2 separate regions of the Homo sapiens genome follow, and region 2 is linked to region 1. Evidence: chromatin loops called from intact Hi-C (ENCODE). Cell type or tissue: adrenal gland. All regions are shown on one strand. Each heading gives the region's core, and the rest is flanking DNA. Links, peaks and the distances in the headings are about the cores only.

Region 1 (2,914 bases), core at 153-2,652:
ATTAGACTTCTCACTGCCAGTGTCAGATGTTAGGAGATGATGTGGGACTTGGCAGTTCTGAGGGAAGCTGGCTTGCACGTAGGATCTTGTGTTGAGCCGAAATCACATTCAGGTTAGAGAGCAAAATGGAACCCTGCAGAGATGCAAGGACCCAAAAAGCTTGCCTTCCAGAGATACTCTGAGGATGACTCGAGTATGTCCTCAAGCACCGTGAGAGTAAATCCAAAATTAGTACATGTTTGCAACACAATTCAAATAATGCAAACATGTACAAAGTAGAAAGTGAATTTCCTCCTTTTCCTCCCACCCCCAAGATAGCCACTGTTTGTAACATCACAGTGTAGAACACATTCTTCCAGATATTATGTGTGTGTGCGTGTGTGTGTGTGTAGAACACACATCTTTACAGAAAGACCACATTCTACATGATTTTGGCAAAGCTGCTTTTGTAACTGGAAATTTTACTATGGCAAACAGTCCAGTCTCCTTACGTGCATAACTCCTGGTTCATGGCAAATTGGTTCATGGTAAATTTCACACAGGCTTCTGTGCCCTAGAGGGCCTTAATTTATTTTACCAGTCCTATTAACAATGTTTACATTGCTTTTATATTTCACTACTAAACGAACACTGCAGTGAGTATCCCTTGGATTTTTATCTCTGCATACAAGCTAATATTTATGCAAGATAAACCTCTAGAATTGGAATAATTGCTAGATTAGAGGAAATGGCCAATTAAAAAAGTGATAGATCTTACTAACTCTTCCTCCAACATAATAGTAACCATTTATTATTTATTATTTTTATTTTTTTAAAGACGAGGTCTCACTCTGTTGCCCAGGCTGGCGTGCAGTGGCGTGATCACAGGTCACTGCCGCCTGGAACTCCCAGGTTCAAGCGATCCTCCCACCTTGGCCTCCCCAGTAGCTACAACTACAGGTCCATGCCACGCCACCGTGCCAGGCTAATTTTTATTTTCGGTAGACACGGTGTCTCACTATGTTGCTCAGGCTGGTCTCAAACTCCTGGACTTAAGTAACCCTCCCACCTCGGCCTCCCAAAGTGCTGGGATTACAGATGTCAGCCACTGTGCCTGGCCCATTTATTCTTTAGATGACCGAGTTGGGCATTCAGCTCATCCAGGGATGGGTGTGTGTGTGTGTGTGCTGGGGAAGGGGTGCTGGTATCGGAGCTTCTGAATCCTGAAAGTGTCGGACGGGGCTGAACCACAGGGTTGAGCGTCCTGCCTGGGCTGTGAAGTTTCTCCTACAGATGGCGCTGTTGCCTCGCGCCTGTCACTCAGGCCGAGGGGCAGAGTGGTAATTCTAAGACAAAAAGAAATTAAGCAGCACGCAAGCGGGCTGCCGCATTTTTATGTTTATGCCGAGACGACCCAAATCTATGTTTCTTCACCTTCCTGGCTGTACAACTCAGATAACTTTGTGATCCACTCTTCTTCAGAAGGAAGAAAGAAAAGATTCTATTTGACCGTCTTTTTTGAAATCCTTAGAAATCCACCCTTTGAACATAAGTCTTTGAGAACTTCCATCAATGTGCATAGTGAGTGTGTTTCAGGAGAAGAAATAATTTAGATTTTAGCTCAGTATTTTGTTTTTCATTCTATTTCTTCTTCTAAAAACAAAAACAAAAACCTCTTGATCCAAAGGAAACACATGGAGAATGGAGAATTCCACAGCAGCCTTGCAGCATGAGCGGCTCCGGATGGCCCTGCCTCTGGGCTCCAGACCCCCAGTGTTTGGTTCCAGGGCTTCTGCCCAGTGGTGATGGGGCTGGGAGACTAGACTCACTGTGTTGGGAGAGCAGTGGGTGTCTCCTGGGCAGGAGAGCCTCATCCCTGTGCGCACCCACGCTGGGGCCTTCTAGGTGTGTGTCCCCGAGTGTGTTCAGTATGTCTCATGTGTTCAAGTGACAGACTCGAGCTGGTAAGGACCTGGAGTGCCTTTCTACCCAGGCAGAAATCAGGAATAAAGTGTGAGCTGTTGACAATCAGGCTTCCCGGACTGTAACTACCAGGTTCAGAACATGCTTGGAGTTAGGTTTTAAATGTAAGTGGTAAGACTGTCCTCTCTGCCCGTTTGAAATGAGCACAGGCCGTGTTGCAGGTCTCTGATTCGGAGTAAAGATGAGCCTGGCTTCCTCTGCGGAGGAGGCCAGAAGCAGGTGCGGAGGGCTTAGCAGAGGCCTTTGCACTCAGAGACTTGCATCTCCTGCATCTTTTTAGGCCTGGAAGGCACCCGCATGCTCCTCTCGGCGCAAAGGTTCCAGGAGGTGGTGACCTTGATGAATCTCAGTCAAGATTATGAATAATTTAGGAGTAACACAACCCAGCCAGAGAATGCTTTCCCAGACAGCAGACAGGCTGCCGTTCTTCCAGGCGTCCCTAAATGGGCATCAGATATAGGAAGACTGGTGGGCACAGCAGCGGAGGGCTTTTTTCTTGGCATTATTAAAAGCTGACGTGCTTCTTTGTGTGAGTTGCTTGTTCCACTGACATAGAATTGTTTTGTTGTCACTGTAGCTTTAGTGTACACATAAGCAAAGCAAGCTCTTTAGGTACCGTGAAAAAGCGATGGTGGATATTTCTGTGTGTCTTGAGCATAAATTGTAAGAAAACCAAACAGATTTTAAAGGGTTTGGGGGGGATGGCGGGGAGATCTGGGTGTTTGCAGAAGAAGGGACTGTGGCTGGGGGTTCTGAACAGGCACTGCCATATGTCCCAGGCCACGTTTAGTGCACAGTGATTATGGCAAAGGTGGGAACTTGAAGGGGTGACCTGGTAGCATTATGCTAGAACCTGAGTGGCAGTGGTCCTGGGCTGGACACAGGAGCCTGGCCCTAGTGAAGGATCTTGGGCAGCGGTCAGGGAGCAAAGGCCTTGGGGTCATGGCCAGAG
Region 2 (2,914 bases), core at 148-2,647, 1.0 Mb after region 1:
AAGCCAATGGGAGGATGTAGAGAGGCAAATTGTGAAAATAAAATGGATATAAAATTGCCACTGGAAATAACAGTTACAAGGCTTGGGCAGAGCCCACATAAAAACCACAAGAGGGGTCCCTGTGGCCAGCAGAATAATGCCTCCCGCCAAAAAAAGTCACACCCTAATGTCCAAAACCTGTGAAATATGGTACCTCACGTGGCAAAAGGAACTTTGCAGATGTGATTAAGGAACTTGAGTGAGTGATTACTAAAGATGGAGGAAGGGGCCATGACCCAAGAAATGCAGCGGCCTCTAGAAACTGGATGGATTCTCCCTGGAGCCTTCAGCCCAGCAAGATCCATTGTAGTCTTCCGACCTCCAGAACCTGGAGTTGGTAACTTCGTATCATTTGCAGTAATTTGTCACAGCTGCAATAGGAAACTTACACAGCTCTGGAGTCCACTGGCCCTGTTCAGATCACCCACATGCACCCCGGCACCGCAAAGCCTCTCCTGCAATGTCAAGGTCATTAGCATACCTACTCCACAGGACCATTTTACACATTAAGTGAGATGGTGCCTGGAGAGGCACCTGGCCCATCATGCAATGTGTGTAAGTCATCATTAGAGCCAAAAAAGGAAGTGCTATGGACCAGAAGATGCAAAATGTTGAATTTGTAATGATAGCAAGGATATAAATCACGATCGTGTAAATAGCAGGCTTATCACAGAGCTGGATTTTTTGTAGCAGTTACAGATTTGCAAGTTAGAGCTACTTCACTTGAACGTGGAGCTAATGGTATTAGGATGCTCTTTTTCGTTTTGTTCATTCATCCATCCATTCATACAGCAAGCATTTGAGAACCCCTGATGCCGGGCTCCGGGCTCTGGGCTCCGGGCTCTGGGCTCTGGGCTCTGGGCTCTGGGCGGGACCCTGGGAAGCCGCATGCCTCCATGCTCTCGCTGCGTAGAACCAGAGCTCTGCTGATTGAATATACATGAACTATAAAGAGGCCCCAGATGAGGAGATCATTTTGGGCCCTGCAATCTCAGGTGAGTCCTTTGCAGTCTCTGGACGATGCTGGAAATTGTGGCGTTGTTCTATAATGCAAAAGGGAAAGAGGTTTTATTCCCACAAGTCTGAGCTTTTTGAGATGGGAACTTTCTATTTTGTTCTTACTTCCCAGAGATAAAACCAAAGCCTTTTTATTTATGCTGCACAAGCTCAATACTTTATTTGCCCTTCACCATTTTTTTGCAAGTAAATTTCTTTCTCCCCGCAGTTTTCCCGCAACCGGTTGGTCTGTGATTCTCGCAGTGTCTCTTTTCCCTTGGGAATGTGTTCTTCCTTCCTCCTTGTTAGCCAGGCCTGGGGAAGGACGGGACGCATCACTGCTGATGCCCCTTCTGAAACCCCCTGCAGGCGCGGCTGCACCTCAAGCCCGGCGGGGCGAGGACGCTGAGCTGCAGACAGCGCCACCTAGCGTCCGAGAGCCACGGCGCACCGGCTGTGCGCATCTCTGGGCGAGACTGGAATGGAAAAAAATAGGTCTTTGTAAATCACCACCTCATTTTGTTCCTAGAGCTCTGTGTGTATCTGAAAGCTATGTTGGAATTTGCAGGCAGTAGCAAACTATGAATTGAAGAGAATTAATAAATGCATGCCTGTCTATTGATATGTTCAACAGAACCCTAAGAAATTACCATTTAGACATCAAAAAATGGATCAACCTAATATTTGTATAGGAGAACTAGAGAAACAAAGGATATATATATATATATATATATATATATATATATATATATATATATATATATATATATATATATATATATTCCCATTCCAGGGAAATTCTGATAATGTGGGAGGTTTTCGTTGTTGTCGCTTGTTTGTTTTGTTTTGATTTTTTGAGACGGAGTCTTATTCTGTAGCCCGGGCTGGAGTGCAGTGGCGTGATCTTGGCTCACTGCAACCTCCGCCTCCCAGATTCAAGTGATTGTCCTGTCTCAGCCTCCCGAGTAGCTGGGATTACAGATGCCCACCACATCTGGCTAATTTTTGTATTTTTAGTAGAGACAGGGTTTCACCATGTTGGCCAGGCTGGTCTTGAACTCCTGACTTCAAGTGATCCGTCTGCCTCTGCCTCCCAAAGTGCTGGGATTACAGACGTGAGCCACCGCATCCAGCCTGATAATGTGTTTAAGAATAAGTAACAGAGTTAAGCAATCTGGCTCCTGAACTTCATAATAAAGCCATTAATTTATTTATTTTTAACATGTTTGTTGTTTTTCATAAATGTCGGACTCCTACTCCCTGTGGCTGCCTCACCTCTGCTTCTCCTTCACTGGCCAGGTGCAGGCAGGAGGGAGAAGGACACTCCACGCCCCACGTGGCCCATTGGTTCCCAAGCCATCTGCCGACCTCAATTCTGGACTCTCTGAAGGAAGACCTTGATTGGCTACTCCTGCCCAATGGGGAGCGTGCCTCCAGGTCACATGTCCATGCTAGGTCAATCAGCTGAGGCCAGGAAGGGCTGTTGCTCACCTGCTTTTCTCCCCTCCCTCCCTGCCACCAGCCCAGCCCAGGTTGCTGCACTCCCCATTGCCTTTGCGTGGGTTGCTCTGCGGCCTCTCCTCTCAGTGCTGTCTCCTTCCGGAAGCCTTTCCAGATCCCGCCACGGAATGTGGGATGTCCCCCCAACCACACAGTCTCTGCCAGGAATTCTGTCTTCTGTCTTAACGGTGTTTGCCCTGCAAGCCAGGCCCCTCTGGCCTGCTATGTCCCTGTGCTCCGGGTGTCTAGGCCCACCCACAGTGTTGATAATGAAGATAACTGCTGCAGACAGGGCACTTGTCCTTGTCCCATGCCTGGAGAGCAGCACAGATTTGAACAGACACTTCCCCAGAGAAGATATACAGATGGCAAATATGCA

Evidence for each region. Peaks named below come from ENCODE experiments on the same cell type or tissue, not always from the same donor. Only the 100,000 strongest peaks of a DNase experiment are listed, where the experiment ranks them.
Region 2: a loop joins it to region 1, with 3 times the contacts of the local background. A loop is called at or near these places in 29 of 110 quality-filtered maps.

What each region holds. Positions count from the first base shown.
Region 1 is chr20:60,210,004-60,212,917 of GRCh38, forward strand. The region is part of intron 3 of MIR646HG (MIR646 host gene); the gene reads left to right. Among named protein-coding and RNA genes, the nearest start is that of MIR646HG, 73 kb to the left of the region's middle. RefSeq lists a silencer at 1,137-1,376. In adrenal gland, for the core only: CTCF peaks have their summits at 1,280 (motif pointing right) and 1,479; DNase peaks (open chromatin) are centred at 1,198 and 1,831.
Region 2 is chr20:61,227,871-61,230,784 of GRCh38, forward strand. No RefSeq gene overlaps it. Among named protein-coding and RNA genes, the nearest start is that of CDH4, 23 kb to the right of the region's middle. In adrenal gland, for the core only: a CTCF peak has its summit at 1,435 (motif pointing left); a DNase peak (open chromatin) is centred at 1,371.